Regions from separate parts of the Homo sapiens genome. Here region 2 is linked to region 1. Evidence: read pairs that join two places in POLR2A ChIA-PET (ENCODE). Cell type or tissue: PC-9. All regions are shown on one strand.

Region 1 (8,000 bases):
AGTCTCAGGTATTTCATTATAGCAGTGTGAAAACAGATTAATACAGTGTATTAGTCTGTTTGTGCTGCTATAACAAAAACACTGTAGACTGGGTAACTGATAAACAGAAATTTATAGCTCACAGTTCTGAGGGCTGGAAAGTCCAAGATCAAGGTGGAAGCAGATTTGGTGACTGGTAAGGGTTTGTTCTCTGCCTTATAGATAGTGCCTGGTTGCTACATCCTCACATGGTGGAAGGGGTAAATGAGCTGCCTTCAGCTTCTTTTATAAAGGCACTCATCCCATTCATGAGAACTGAGCCTGACTTCCCAAAAGGCTGCCTGTTAATAGTCTCACATTGGGGATTGTTTCAACATAGGAATTTGGGGAGACACATTCAGAACTTTGCCTTCATCTTGGTCTTTCCACTGCCCCCAGCATTCTCCCAGGCAAATGCACATCCTGCACGTACACACAGCTGTGCTTAGCAAACTTCAAATATGCTAGACACTTATCTTGGGGCCTGAACTCTCACCATTCCTCCTTGGAATAACTCCACCTCCTCCTACTTGTCTAGTCTGGTGAAATTTCTCTTATCCTTCAAGGCGTAGCTTAAAGGCCAGCTTCTCTGAAAAACCGTTCCTATTGCCTCTTCCTCTGATTGGAGTCTGCTCTCCTGAGCTTTTCTTGCTACTTAACAGTGCTACTCCAAATGTACCAGTAAGTCTATAATTATTTTTCTTACATCTTATTTGTTACAGCTTCACATTTAGTAAGTCTTAATAAATGTTTTTCAATGAAGTCAACTTCTTTAAAACAATTATAATATTTTTAACATTAAAAAAACATAGTTTAATAATAAAATGGGTCTCGCTAGCCCAGCATGGTGTCTCATGCCTGTAGCACTTGGGGAAGCTGAGGCAGGAGGATTGCTTGAGTCCTGGAGTTTGAGACCAGCCTGGCCAACATATGGAGACCCTGTCTCAAAAAAAAAAAAAAAAAAATTAGCCAGGCATGGTGGCACAAAACTGTGGTCTCAGCTACCCAGGAGGCTGAGGCTGCAATGAGCCGTGATTATGCCGCTGCATTCCACCTTGGGCAGCAGAGCGAGACACTGTCTCAAAATCATCATCATCTGGATCCTATATCTCAGATTGTGCTAAACAAACCTCAAACACACACACAAACATACCCCCAGAAAGCCAGACAAAAGTTTTATTTAGGAAATAGTGGTAAAGGTTTTTCTCTCAACTTACAAAGAGAAATTAATTCAGAACATTTTATTTTGAGATGCAGTCTCACTGTTGTCCAGGCTGCAGTGCAGTGGCACAATCTCTACTCACTGCAACCTCCACCTCCTGGGTTCAAGCGATTCTCCTGCGTCAGCCTCCTCAGTAGTTGGGATTACAGGTGTGCACCACCACACCTGGCTAATTCTTTGGGATTTTTTTTTTTTTCAGTAGAGATAGGGTTTCTCCATGTTGGCCAGGTTAGTCTCAAACTGTTGACCTCAATTGATCCACCCACCTCGGCCTCCCAAAGTGCTGGGATTACAGGAGTGAGCCACAGCACCCAGTCCAGAACATTTTATTCTTAATGCTAGTATTTAGAGTAAATTTAGATCCAAGAGCATCTTACTTATATTTTATTTTTGTTATGGAAATGTCTAACATACATGAAAGTAGAGAGTCCAGCACAGTGATTCCTGAGTACCTATCACTCAGTTCCAACAATTGGATCTGCTGTTCTTTCAAATGATGCTAATTCTAAAACACTTTTATTCATTTAAAAACAGAGTTAAAAATCAATTAATTTAAAAACACCCTCGTGTGTGGGGTTGGAAAACCAGTCATGGTTTTAAAAGAATAACGTTATTAACAATCACCATCTGGTCATCGGTGGACACCTGAAGGTAGAAAGCCACCGTTTTCAACTGAGTGCCCTACTGGGGGAGAGGGGGTCTCAGACTGCCCAGGCAGGGGAGAGGACTGGCAACAGAGGAATCAGTACTGCCCTGCTGCTCAAATTCCCCAGTAGCTAGTTGAGCCAAGACAAGAAGAGCAATATGTGGGCCACAAGGTTCTTCAGGGGGAAATGGACATCAGAGGTTTTGACTGGGGTCCCAAATTCACAAGGAGCTTCATATTTAGACTTACATGACATCTTTAGTTACATTGTTTTGTGAGTGTGTGTTAAGGGACAATTTTTTAGTGTAAACACCTAAGATATTCTACAGTTTGTGTGACTTTTTGGCATTTATCAAAATTTTTTTTAAAAAGCGGTTCCGGGATCCTCTGTAAAAAGAAGTGGCTTGAGGTGCTCTTGACCGCTAGAAGACTCTGATAGAGGTTAGGTTAAAAACAAGCAGCACTTCTCAATTTTGGCCAAGATTTTCTTCACTACTAGCTCCTGGCTGAAGCTGATTGAAATAGCGTCAAGGATAAAATTGGGTTCAAGAGTGGCAAAAATGGAAAAAGAAAAAAAAAAGACCCAGAAGCCAATTAAATAAGGTGGTTGGAAAGGCAGGAAGGGAAGCAAAAAGGAAAAAATAAGAGATAAAGATAGGGTGGAGCACACTGCGAAGAGACCTGGCCGAGAGGAGAGGAGCAGTGTTCTCTTGGGGTCCACAAAAGGAAGTCTGGACTTAATTTTATTTAATCCAAGTGCTTTTGGCTTTCTTAGAAAGCAGGAAGCCAAGGCACAAAAAGTCAGGATCTTGATAATTAAATTTTTTTAAACCGGAAAGCAAATACCAGGATTTTCCCTAGAGACACACTCACCACAGGACACATGGGCGAGGGAGAGCCTGAATTGCTGTTTCTTATATAAACATTAAAACCCAAGGCTTTCCATCTGTCCCCACCCCTCACCCCCAATCCCCAACTGGTAGCTGTGAGAGTCCTCAATGAGACTCCTAGGAGGGCTTCCCACCGTCTGGGGCCACTCTGCTTCTCTGTAAGGGGGAAAACAATGAGAGGAATTCAGGGTTCCCTACTAGGCTGGCGCTGACCCACGATGGGGAAGCAGCCTCTTGGCGAAGAAAGGAGGAAGAAAGAAGAATTGCTGACTTGATTCCCCTCCCTCCCAAGGAACCCGGGAGGAGGGCATTGAGAAGTTGGTAGCATCCTGGAGAAAGGGTGGCCTTTGTGAAAAGTGCAGGCTCCACTGGATGCTTGAAATGACTGCTCCTGCCACCCTTTCTAAGGTCTCCTCCAGAAGGAGGGAGGAGCGCAGTGAGAGTGGGATGAGGACTTACTTCATCACACAAGGAAGGCTGGTGAACCAGTGACCACTGGGTGAAGAAAGAGAACTAGGGTCTGGAGAAGAGCCAATCGAGAAAGCCTGTGGGGCGGCTCATTAATGAGCTCATCCATCCAGGCAGGTTAAATTGCAGGCAACTGGGTTGCCCAGGAAGCAGCTGAAGTTTAGAGACTAAACAATATGCAATCACGATAATTTCCTCTGCCTGTGACTCATCTCGGAGGGTGTCCAGGTGATGGTGCAAAGATAGACTGAGAAAGAAGGCCTTTCTTTTCTAATAGCAAATGCAGAGAGAGCAGGAGCAATATTGTCAGGAATGCATTTCTCAGAAATCTAAAGAAGTGTTTTGTCACTTTATTTATAACATTTCAAAACTATTTTTGACTCGCACTACCTAATTACTTTGATTTTAGGTAGTGCAAAGCTCTTTGTAATACATAATAAACACACGCTTCCTCCCGCACCCCACTTAGGGAGAAAACAGAATGTTGGGCTTTTGCAGCCTGACAAGTTTATGTAACAAGCAGCATCCTTTTTGCTGTTTATGCATGAAGGGAAGCCATGGGAAAAATGGATGAAGTGTGGAATTCCAAGATTTTAATAAATATCAAACACAAGAAAAACTCTCCACTTGGTTGGGATGAATCGTGTTCTTCGTCAACTGCCTGTTAAAGCATTTTGATTCCATCTCAGGGAGGAGGAGGGAGGCAAGAAGGAGGAAAGAAACATCTTCAGGGTGCTCTTAGCAATGCATTCTTGCTTCCCGGCCCATGGCCTCTTTTCTCCTTAGAACTGTTTTTATCTTTTTTGGAGAACAAAGCCTCTTTCAACATTCCTTAGCTTACAGATGGGTAATGAGGCAAGAAGGAGGTGAAGTATCCTCACCGGCACCCAATATGAACCCAGTTCTCAAGTCCACTTATTTTTTTTAAACCTCACTGTCTCTGTTGTAGGGTTAATTCTCCTCCCGCCGCCTCTCTCAGGCCACTTCCCCTCCCCTCCCTGTGTATTTGCAGTCACAGAGCTCGTCTCAGAGGGGAGAGGAGAAGAGCTATTTGATCCTGGCCTCATGTCCATCAGGGGCCTCACATACGGCCTTTAGGCCTTATCTCCAGATGAGCTTATGCAGGCAGTCATTACAGTTGCATGCGTGTAAACAACACTGGTAATCAAGGCGGAGCTTTAAAATACAGCACAATTACAACTTTTTGTAGCTGTTTGGCATGTCTTCATTTAAAAAATACATTTAGGGCTTCAAAAGAAGTGGCTCAGGCCTCTTTCACCCGAGAAGCCTTGCGTGCACTGTTAGCAAACTCACACAAGTGAAGAGGGACCTTTCTTTGCTACACAGCGTCCTCCGTGGCGAGCTGGAGGGAAGCGCTCTCAGCAGAGAGGGTCGCCCTCACCAAGAAGCCAAAGGGAAGAGGACAGAATCTATCTTGTAGGGACGCCCTTGGTCTTCAGAAGGAACACTTTTTCTGTTTCACAGAGATCTGTGGAATGTGTGGGTTCCCTGAAGAGGTGGACGGACCCCCGGGGTCGCGCGTTTTCTCAGCCCTGGGCCCGTAGCGGAGCTCGATCCTTCCAGAGCTCAGGGCCAGAAATGTTGCGATTCCGAACACTTTGCCTTTCTTCTGAGAGGAGCCGCCCGGCAGACGCTCATCATTAAGAAGCAACGTAATTAACAACGAATGTTTCCCCTTGGCGCTAATGCGAACACCCTGGGGAACTGCCAAGTCTGGTAGGGGAATCGCAGCCGGGGGTGTCTGGGGGAAGCCAGCGTGGGCGGGCGCGGTGGGCCTGGGATTGCTTTTAGGCGCAGCAGCAAGGAGGGCGAGGGCGAGTGGAACAGAGGTCGGAGACCTTGCTAAGCTGCTGGCCTTTTCACGTTTCGGACCCTGAGAGTAAGCTGAGAGAATGGATGGGGTCAAGGCTGGGACAGGCTGTTGGCTACTGCCGGTGGGAGGGAATCCGGGCGGGAGACTGAGACCGGGCGGAAAGGAGGGAGACAGAGCACTCCCTCTAGGCGCTGAGGTCCGACACCCGCTTGATTTGTCAGTGCCGCCAACAGCCCTCCTCCTGTTGTCAGCAAGGACAGTCGGTAGGGCCTGCTGAGGGCCAGGCACAGTGCAGGGGCGAGCGCCCAAAGGTAGGGATCAGCCGCTGGTCTCTGTGCCCAGGGGTTCAAGGCCTGGGAGGAGACAGGCTTTGAAGACTTATAAAACAGTTGTGGGTGCTAATTTAGACATATTCCAGACATAGTCACAGGGCAGTCCCGACCAGAGGAGTTTAAGTCAGTGTTGTTACAATGCTTTATTTAATTAATATTATTTTTGGAAGGCTGTGTGCACCTGGAGGAGGCCAGCGGCTGTGTCTGTTTTGTTCACTGCTCTATCACTCCCACCTGGGATAACTCTTGGCAAATATGATGACAGCACCCATTGACGAGGTGCTTAAGATATATAAGGTTGGTGCAAAGTATTTATACGGTGCACCATATAAATACTTTATATTTGGCAGTCATCTGATCCTCAGCATAGCCTCGAGAGAGATTAGCCCCATTTTACAGATTATCAAACTAAGGCAAAGGATAATAGTGAATCTGGGTCTGAATGTAGTCCGTCTGGCTACAAAACCTGTGTTTTAAAATCATAGGCATAAATTGACTCAGAACTTGAAGAATGACTAGGAGACCAGGAGGGGTTGGGTCGGGGGAATTTTTGCTTTTATTTTCATAGTTTTGCTTCTCAGGTGTTGAGAGTAGTGCACCCTAAAAGTCCCGCTCATGTTTTGGTTGCCTGTGCTTGAGGGATATTACTCAAGAAACCTTTGCCCAGTCCAATGTCCTGGAGCGTTTTCCCATTGTTTTCTTGTAGTAGTTTCATAGTTCGAGGTCTTAGATTTAACTATTTAATCCATTTTGATTTGATTTTTGTATATAGTGACATGGGGTCTAGTTTCATTCTTCTACATATGGATATCCAGTTTCCCCAGCACCATTTATTGAAGAGATTGTCCTTTCCCCAATGTATGTTCTTGGCACCTTTGTTGAAAATGAATTCACTGTAGATGTATGAATTTATTTCTGGGTTCTCCATTCTGCTCCATTGGTCTATGGGTCTGTTTTCATGCCAATACTGTGCTGTTTTGGTTATAATAACTGTGTAGCACAATTTGAAGTCAGGTAATGTTCCTCCAGTTTCATTCTTTTTGTTCAGAATAGCTTTGGCTCTTTTGGATCTTTTGTGGTTGCATATACATTTTAGAATTTTTTTTTTCTATTTCTATGAAGAATGTCAATGGTATTTTTATAGAGATTGCAGTGACTCTCTAGAGTGCTTTGGGTAGTATGGACATTTTAACAATATTGATCTAGTCCATGAACATGGAATGTCTTTCAATGTTTTTGTGTCCTCTTCAATTTCTTGCATCAGTGTTTTATAGTTTTCATCATAGAGATGTTTCATTTTTTGATTAATTCCTATTTTATGTGTACCTATTGTGAGATTACTTTCTTGATTTCTTTTTCAGATAGTTCAGTGTTGACATATGGAAATGCTACTGATTTGTGTAGATTTTGTATCCTTCAACTTGACTGAATTTATCAGCTCTAATAGTTTTTTGGTGGAGTCTTTAGGTTTTTCCAAATATAAGATTTTATCACCAGCAAATAAGGATAATATGACTTCTTTCTATTTGGATGCTCTTTCTTTTGTCTTTCTTCCTTCCCTCCTTCCCTCCTTCCTTCCTCCCTTCCTTTGCTCTTTTCTGCCACTCATGTTTTATATTCACTGAGGTTCAACAGGTTTTGGCCCAATTGCCTGTCTCAATTCTGAAGTAAGCATCTCAGGCACTATTGTTCATGATGCAATGAGTGAACAAATGAGTGAACAATGAGAGGCATTGTTCATGATGCAATGCATTTGTTCATGATGCAATGAGAGGCAATGAGTGAACAAAAAGGGGAAAACTTGGTTCTATCCCTGTACAGAATTATATACAGTGTGAAAGCTAAGAGATGGGGCCATATGCAGTTGGGCAAATGTAAACCAAGTAAAGTTTATTTTTGCTGCCCTGTGGAATTGTACATTCTCTCATCTAGGTCTTTTTAATCTCTTAGATACCTAGCTGCTTTCTTTTTGTCTAGACCTGTACGGTACTTAGGAAAAGAACTGTAACTCAAGCACAGTAGGTGCAAATAGCTAATATTTGTAACTTCAACAAGCATTTAATGAGCTTACCCTTGTTAAATCAAACTAAAATCTGGCCTGAGAAAGTCTCTGTACTCACATAGTTGAGTCCTTATGGATAAACCGTAAGCTACCTTGGTAGGTAGACAAACTATGAACCTGATTTAGGAGTATGTAATAAGAGCTGAGTCTTAGCCAATCCTGAGGCAGAAGAATAGGGTCCACTCACAGGCGGCCAACTGTTCAAATTGTGTCCAAATAAGGCAAAGGCTGAGCTGTAACCAGTCTGGCTGTTTCTGTACCTCACTTCCGTTTTCTATATGTCACCTTCCTTTTTCTGTCCATAAATTTGCTCTGCCCACGTTGCATTGCTCGAGTTGCTCCAAATCTGTAATTCTGAGGGCTGTCCAGTTTGCGAATTTTTTTTTTTTCTTGCTTCGTTTTTACAGTGGGAAAGAGGAGAGAAGAGTGTAGGTTTTTAGAAAGGAAATAGGAAACTTATGTCTTTTAAGACCTTTTAGTGATTAGAAGAGAGCATGTATATGAATAACTGGGTTCTAAATCTTGGAT
Region 2 (8,000 bases), 140 kb before region 1:
TAGATACATAGTTACCTTCTTCATTCATTTATACAGCTGCCTACTGTTTCTAAGGCTATATCACTGATAAAGTCTCATGGATACACTCAAGGTTTTTTCAGTCTTTTATCATGATAAACCATGCCGCAATAATAACCTTGTACTAGTCATTTTTAACATGTGAAAGTATATCTGCAAGATACATTTCCAGAAATGGGATTAGCCAATCATATGATATTAAGCCAACCTTTTGATCTCTTTGAGCTGCATTTGTTAACTAATAAATTAAGCTCATATTTACCTCATAGGATCATTATTATAATGAAATAACCATATAAACAATTATTGTACAACAATATCAAAAACAAAATAGAGATAAGTTTATCAAAATATGTGTAAGATCTGTACTCTAAAAACCTATAAAACTGTGTTGAGAGAAATTAAAGGAAGCCTAAAGTAATGGAGAAATATACCATGATCATGGATTGAAAGACTCAATATTGTTAATATGTAATTCTCCCTAAATTGATCTACAGATTCAATATAATCCCAATTGAAATCCAAGCAAGCTTTTTTTAAAAATAGAAATTAACAATCTGATTGTAAAATGTATGTGAAAACACAAAAGACCTATGCTAGCTAGCCAAAACAATTTTGAAAAAGAACAAAGTTGGATAACTTACACTGTGCAATTTCAATACTTAACTAAAAAGCTACAATAATCAAGACATGGAATCGGCCAACATACAATCATATAGTCCAGTGGGAGAGCATATGGAAAGTCTACATATAGACACATATGGTCAATTGATTGTTGGCACAAGTGCCAAGATAATTCTATGGGAAAGGACAATCTTTTCAACTAATCATACTGGGACTATTGGATATCCATATAGAAGAAAAGAACCTCAAACCTTATTTCACCTATACACAAGATTGAATCCAATGGATCATAAACCTAAGTGTAAACAGTAAAGCTTTGTTTAGAAGAAAACAAAGAAAAACTCTTCATGACTGTGGGTTAGGCAACAGTTTTGTAGAGGAGACACAGAAAGCACTAACCAACTGGATATTATCAAACTTCAAATTTTTGCTCCTCAAAATACACCACTAAGAAACTAAAAAGGTAAGCCACAGACTGGGGAAAAATACCTACACTATTTGCAAAAAATAATAATGACAAAATATGTGAACATACACATAATAAAAGAAGATACATGTTTGGCCAAATGCATGTGAAATGGTGGTCAACATCATTAGTCATCAGAGAAATGCAAATTAAAGTACAATTGTATGCCTCCTAGTAGAATGGTGAAAATTAGAAAGACTGATGATTCCAGTTGTTCGGGAAGATGTGGAGTACTGGAACTCTGATGCCTTGTTGCTGTCTTTGTTTAGTGTTGGTATAACAGAATACCTGAGGCTGGATATTTTACTTTAAAAAAGAGGTTTATTGGGCTTATGATTGTGGTGACTAGAAGAGTCAAGATTGGGCAGCTGCATCTGATGAAGGCCTCATGTTGCTTCAACTCATGACAGAAAGCAGAAAGAGAGAGTGTGTGTAAAGATCACATTGTGAGAGAGGATGCAAGAGAGAGAAGCCAAGGAAGCCAAACTCATTTTTAACAACTTGCTATCATGGGAACTAATTCATTCTCTCAGAGCAAGAACTACTCACCTCTGTAGGAGGGCATTCATCTATTCTTGAGGGATCCATCTCCCTCACCCAAACACCTTCCACTAGCCTACCTCCCAACACCACCACACTGGGGATAAAATTTCAATATGCATTCCAGTAGGGACAGACCACATCCAAACCATTGCAGTTGGTGAAAATGCAAAATGTACAAGCACTTTGGAAAACAGATTGGCAGTTTCTTATGTAGTTAAACATATATTTACCATATGACTCTACATTTACACTAAAAAATAGTTACACGACAGAAATAATGAGTCCACAAAAAAGCATTCATAGCAGCTTTATGCATAGCAGCCAAAAAATGAAACAGCCCAAGAGTTCAACAACAGGTTAACTGACAAACAAATTGTGGTACCTATATTTACATAATAGAACCCTGCTTTGGTATAAAATAAACCATGGATACATGCAAAATGTAGATAAATCTCAAATACATTATTCTGAGTGAAAGACGTCAGACCCCAAAATTACAAATGGTATGATTCAACATATATGAAATTCTAAAAACACAAAACTGTAGTTACAGAAAGCAAAACAATGGTGGCTTGGGGTATCAGATGAGGAGGATGGACTTGAAAAGAGCACAGGATGGACTTTTGGAGTGATAAAAATCTGTATCATGGTTATAGTGATGATTAGATGAGTGAATGAATTTGTCAAAATTCATTTGTCTGTACACTTAAAATGGGTATGGTTGTATACAGGTTAAACATCAATAAAAAAATCTTAAATTGCTGTACTAATATTGTTTTTGTGATATCAAAACCTGTAAGAGTGGACCTCTTTCTCTACAAGTTATCACATGCCATCAAACTTTTGCTTAGATTTGTTGAATGCTTTTCTGTCTCAGGCACCATGCAAAGTATTTTGTATGCATCTCTCATTTAATCATCACAGCAATCCTCTGGCATTTCTCCATTTCTTGATGAGGATACTAAAGCACAGAGACAATAAGAATATTATCCACTTTGGGAGGTCAAGGCAGGAGGATGGCTTGAGGCCAGGTGTTTGAGACCAGCCTGGGCAACATAGCAAGGACCCATCTCTACAAAAAACAAAACAAAACAAAATCATCCACGTTATCCAATGTCTAATTACACTGTGAAATTAATAAGTGGTAGAGCTAGGATTCAAGCCCAAGTTTGTTACCCTACACCACCCACATCTCTCAACAAGCTATGTTGCCTCCTCAGCACTCATATCTTTCTTAATATAGCTCTTGGAGTTTCACTCACAAAGGCTAAGAGAATCACCTCCATTGTGAAAACACTACAAATCATAAGGTCTAGCATTTGAAGGAGAATCATTAGTTGTGAAGAGACAGCCAACCAAGGAGACCCAACTTGGTTCTTTTTTTCTTTTTTTTTCTTTTTTTTTTTTGTGAGACGGAGTCTCACTCTGTTGCCCACTCAGCTCACTGCCAGCTCCACCTCCCGGGTTCATGCCATTCTCGTGCCTCAGCCTCCCGAGTAGCTGAGACTATAGGCGCCTGCCACCACGCCCGGCTAATTTTTTGTATTTTTAGTAGAGACAGGGTTTCACTGTGTTAGCCAGGATGGTCTCAATCTCCTGACCTCATGATCCGCCCGCCTCGGCCTCCCAAAGTGCTGAGTTTACAGGTGTGAGCCACTGCGCCCGGCCCCAACTTGGTTCTTACTGAATATATGTTTAGCACAATCTAGTACATAGGAGGCACTATTATTGTTGTTATTATATTATTTTACATACCCCTTGGGATTCTCTTCTGTCTGCTGCCACTACTATATTGGCACTCAGGATCTGCTGATCCCCTTTAATACCCTGGCCCCAGTCCACACAAAGACTCTTCCTTGTTTTCCCCTTAGCAAAACTGAAATTGCTGGAACTTAAAAAAGCTTAATGCTAGTGGAGTACAAAAGGCAAACAAGAAAATACATAATTAGGATAAAAGCCACCTGGCTTACAAAATATATGTTTCTGAACTTAGCATTTATTCATTAAACATTTACCAATAGTGTATACTATGAAAAAAAAAACAATGTGTAAGACAACATGTATGCTGCACTACCACTTCTGTAAAAAGGGAAGAGAATGCATCTAAATGAACATGCATCTTCAGAAGGATGCACTAGAGATTGAGAATAGTGTTTGCTTTTGTGAAAGAGCACGTGCAGCAGGTGTGGGTCAAGGTGATGAACATTGTGAGTGACTCAACCACATCCATTCTACACAAATGCATTTGGAAAATGGACTTTTTAGCCAGGGATGGCTCTGATTGTTACAGGTATGATTCCTTTCCCCTGACAGTGATTTGTTAAAGAAGAGATATGTGACCCAATTCTGTCCAGTGAATGAGAGGAGAGCAGAGGAGAGGTTTGCTGGAAGGTTCTAGAATTTGCTTTCTTACTCTAAGGACAAATTCACAGAAAGTCAGTTGGACACAAATAAGGAAGGATGAAGCCCAACTGTTTCCATTTGACAACTGTGAAATAAATTAGCCTTAGGCTGAAGCCCAGGCAGTAGAGAGCAGAGTAGAAAAACAGAAAGAATCTGTGTCCTTGATAATACGGTGAAGCTGCTAAATCAACTAACTGAACCCCATCTCGCATCTCTGGTAAGAGAGTGAATACATTTCCCTACCAGTCAGGTATGAGGTTTCTATTGCTTGCGGCTGAAAACAATTAGTGCAGATGGAGACTTACTTATCTTCTTTTATGTTTCTGTATCTTCCTTTTTTGAATTACGTGCATGTATATCTATTTTTAAAATTTTTAAGAGTTTATGTGGGCCGGGCGCGGTGGCTCATGCCTGTAATCCCAGCACTTTGGGAGGCCGAGGCAGGCGGATCACCTGAGGTCAGGAGATCGAGACCATCCTGGCCAACATGGTGAAACCCCGTCTCTACTAAAATACAAAAAATTAGCTGGGCATGGTGGTGCGCACCTGTAGTCCCAGCTACTCAGGAGGTTGAGGCAGGGGAATCGCTTGAACCCAGGAGGCGGAGGTTGCACTAAGCCGAGATCACGCCACTGCACTCCCACCTGGCTACGGAGCAAGACTCCATCTCAAAAAAAAAAAAAAAAAAGTTTACTTGTTCCAGGCATTGGGAAAACTCACTTTAATCTGTAGGGGTTTTTCTCAAGATGGGCTTTCTTAAGAAACTTGCTTCTTCCTCATCAGTGATCTCAACCACCCAAACTCCTCCAGGAAGATGTAGATTTACTCTTTAGAATGAATATGGGTTGAACTATATGAAATTGACATTTTTTTGTACCAAATATTGGTAATTTCACAGTATAAATCAGTGTTCAGGTAGAAGAAATTCACATGTTACAACCATGGGCATCAGTCCTCCCTGCCAATGCTCTTGGTCATCGAACTTTTCACTTGGTCTTTCCCCAGTTGCTGTTTATTTTAATCCTTTTACCCCTAGATCACAGAGAATTGATGGAGAAAGAAAAGAACCCTGCAGCTCAGATCACTATACGTTCATGCTGTCTAACCCTGTTTTTGTTTTCTCTATTACTTGTCATTTCCTCTAGCAGCTATATCATGCTTCCTGCTTACAGAGAAAACCAAATCTTCCCACCAGGGCTATCCTTATGCACCCTCATATACAAATTGCACCTCTGTCTATAACTCTCGGCATCCCTTCTCTTTCCCAAAGATGCTGTCCCAGACCCTGCACTCTCAATTGTCTGATGTTGGAGCAGCAGATAAAGCAAATAAATAACACTAATACATCATAATCTAGAGTATTAGTTAGCTATTGCTGCATAACAAATTATCCCCCAAAATGTAGTGGCTTAAAACAATCACCAGTGATTATCTCAGTTTCTGTGGGTCAGGAAATCAGAAGTGGCTTACCAAGTGGTTCTGGCTCAGGTTTTGTGGCATGGCAGTCATGATGCTGGCTAGGGCTGCAGTCATCTGAAGGTGTGGAAGGGGCTAAAGATCTGCCTCCAAGATGGCTCACTCACATGCATGGCAAGTTGACACTGGATGTTGGTGAGAGGACCCAGTTCTTCGCCATGTAGTTTTCACCATAAGGCTAAGTGAGTGTCCTTATGACATGGCAGCTGACATTCCCAAAACCAGTGATCCAAGACAGAGCAAAGAGCAAGGTGGAAACCACAAGGTCTCTCATGACCTCACCCTAGAAAATTATACTGTATAATTCCTACAATATCCTATTTGTTGTCATATTAGCTCTATTCAATGCAGGAGATGACTACGGGAAGTGTGAATACCAGAAGGCAAGATCACTAGAAACTATCATGGAGGCCGAACACCACAGGTAGTTATTATTATCTCCAGTATACAGATGAGAAAACCAATTCTCACTGGGTCTATAACATATGTCAAAGTCACACATCAACAAAACAGTGGTAGAGGCTGATCTGCCTCTTAAACCCATACACTTGCTACTGTCATCCTGCCTCTGGTGTGGTGGTGTACTATCCTGGAATGACTTTGAATTGTTATGTCACTGTTAAACTATTGTTTAATTTTTTTGCCTAACCATATTTTATAATTTTTCCTTTTTCTTACAAAGCTGTGCATATGGTAGACATTCAGTAAACAGTTATTTCTACCCAATAAGTCAACTTAGAAAAACGGAAGGGTTGGCACCCTTATAAAGGTTTGACATGGCTACTGTTGTCCAATGATATTCTAGTTTCAGTAGGAGCAAATTAATGATAATAATAATTAAGGGAGATAGAAGGATAACTGGACATGAATCATATTGGCCCTAGCAGAAGGGTTGGGGAGAAAAAAAGAGGCCAAGTTCAATTCTTTTTAGGGTTAACCCCACATTGGATCCCAAACTGGATCTGATCACCTTTCTCTCTGATTCTTCTTATCATCATCTTCCTCAATCAGATGAAGTTTCCTAATAGAAAGGGGTTGAATTTTAATGTATTATCAATTCATTCTCTGGTCCTATGCAATAACAGGGTTCATATTGGTATCTGGATTTAAATATTATTTATTTCAATTTGTTGATGTTTAGGTAAATTTTATATATATATACATATATATGTAGGTATACTGTTTATTTATAAAAATCTTAGAATCTTTAATAAGCCAACCTCTCAGAGAAAAGCACATTAATATACTGATGTATTTTCTTCTAAAACACTGAATATTTTTATATAATTAAAAGATGATGCTAAAAATAGCACTTTATCCTTTTTTACAATGTAACATTTTTACATTTTACATTATTAAAAATCCTTCAAGAACGTTACTTGATTCATTGATTATTTCTGATTACATATTACTAAGACCTCTTTGCAAAGAATTTGGAAATTTCTGAGAAATATAATGAGAAAAATAAAAATCACTCATAAACTCACCATTCAGATAGCAACTACCAATATTTTTATATATTCACTTCTAGATTTTTTGTATGCATACTTACATATATAGAAATGTATTTGTAAAAATGGAAGTGTTAGGTTGTTTTATAATCACGTTTTTACTTAAAAGTATATTAGAACATCTTTTCGTATTAATGCATACAAGCCTTCATTACATTTTTAATGACTGCTACTACCCATAATTATCTAGATTATTTCTATATTTTATTTTTATAAATAACTCTGTGGCCAATGACCTAGCACATACATCTTTCACTGCTTGTTTATTTCCTTAGAATAAATTCCTGGAAATGGAACTGGTGGATGTCACAGGAATTTGAGACAAATCTTCATTTTTTGGCTCCTTCCCCATAAGTTCCCTCAGTACTTTGTAATAATTCCCTCTACATTTACTTTGTAATAATTCCCTCTACCTTCTGGGAGTGTTGTAGAAATTCTTTTTATTTGTGTGGACTGCTATGTGTGAAGATTATAAAGTAGAAATATACCCATTCGGGTCATTTTATTGTTTTGTTTTGAACTCAAGTGGCAGACATAGACACTGGCTAAAGCCAGTAGAACCAGATAACGCCAGTAAAGCCAGTAAAACAGATATTCATTACAAGGGTCTGGGGAGCTTACACAGGAAGGGTTGAACAATCAGGCCACAGATAGAAGAACCACCCCTTCAGCAGGAGTCAGCTTTACTTCCCAGCTTTCTGACACTCTGTGGCAAAGTCTGGTTGGCCTGGCTTGGATTGTGTGCCCACCTTTTGGCTCGTGAGTGTGTGTATGTACATGTGTATGTACACATGCACCTTGACTGATCCCACCAAAATCCCAAGGCACAAACGTAGTTAATTTCCAAAAGGGGTAAGAGTCTTACCTTAGGCTGCTGTAACAAAATACCATAAACTGGCGGCTTATAGACGACGGAAATTTATTTCTCACAGTTCCAGAGGCTGGAAGTTTGAGATCAA

The links. ChIA-PET counts read pairs that join two places held together with the same protein. Peaks named below come from ENCODE experiments on the same cell type or tissue, not always from the same donor. Only the 100,000 strongest peaks of a DNase experiment are listed, where the experiment ranks them.
Region 2: POLR2A ChIA-PET joins it to region 1 with 21 read pairs; 6 of 35 experiments call an interaction of 5 or more read pairs at or near these places.

The regions. Positions count from the first base shown.
Region 1 is chr4:76,799,038-76,807,037 of GRCh38, reverse strand. It overlaps SHROOM3-AS1 (SHROOM3 antisense RNA 1), which reads left to right and starts at 4,575. Exons shown (of 3, transcript NR_187405.1): 1 at 4,575-4,981. RefSeq lists an enhancer at 5,000-5,790. In PC-9, no CTCF peak of the experiment used is centred here; a DNase peak (open chromatin) is centred at 3,287; H3K27ac peaks cover 1,268 bases.
Region 2 is chr4:76,934,253-76,942,252 of GRCh38, reverse strand. All of the region lies in intron 1 of LOC105377294 (a long non-coding RNA gene), which reads left to right. Among named protein-coding and RNA genes, the nearest start is that of SEPTIN11, 11 kb to the left of the region's middle. In PC-9, no CTCF peak of the experiment used is centred here; no DNase peak of the experiment used is centred here.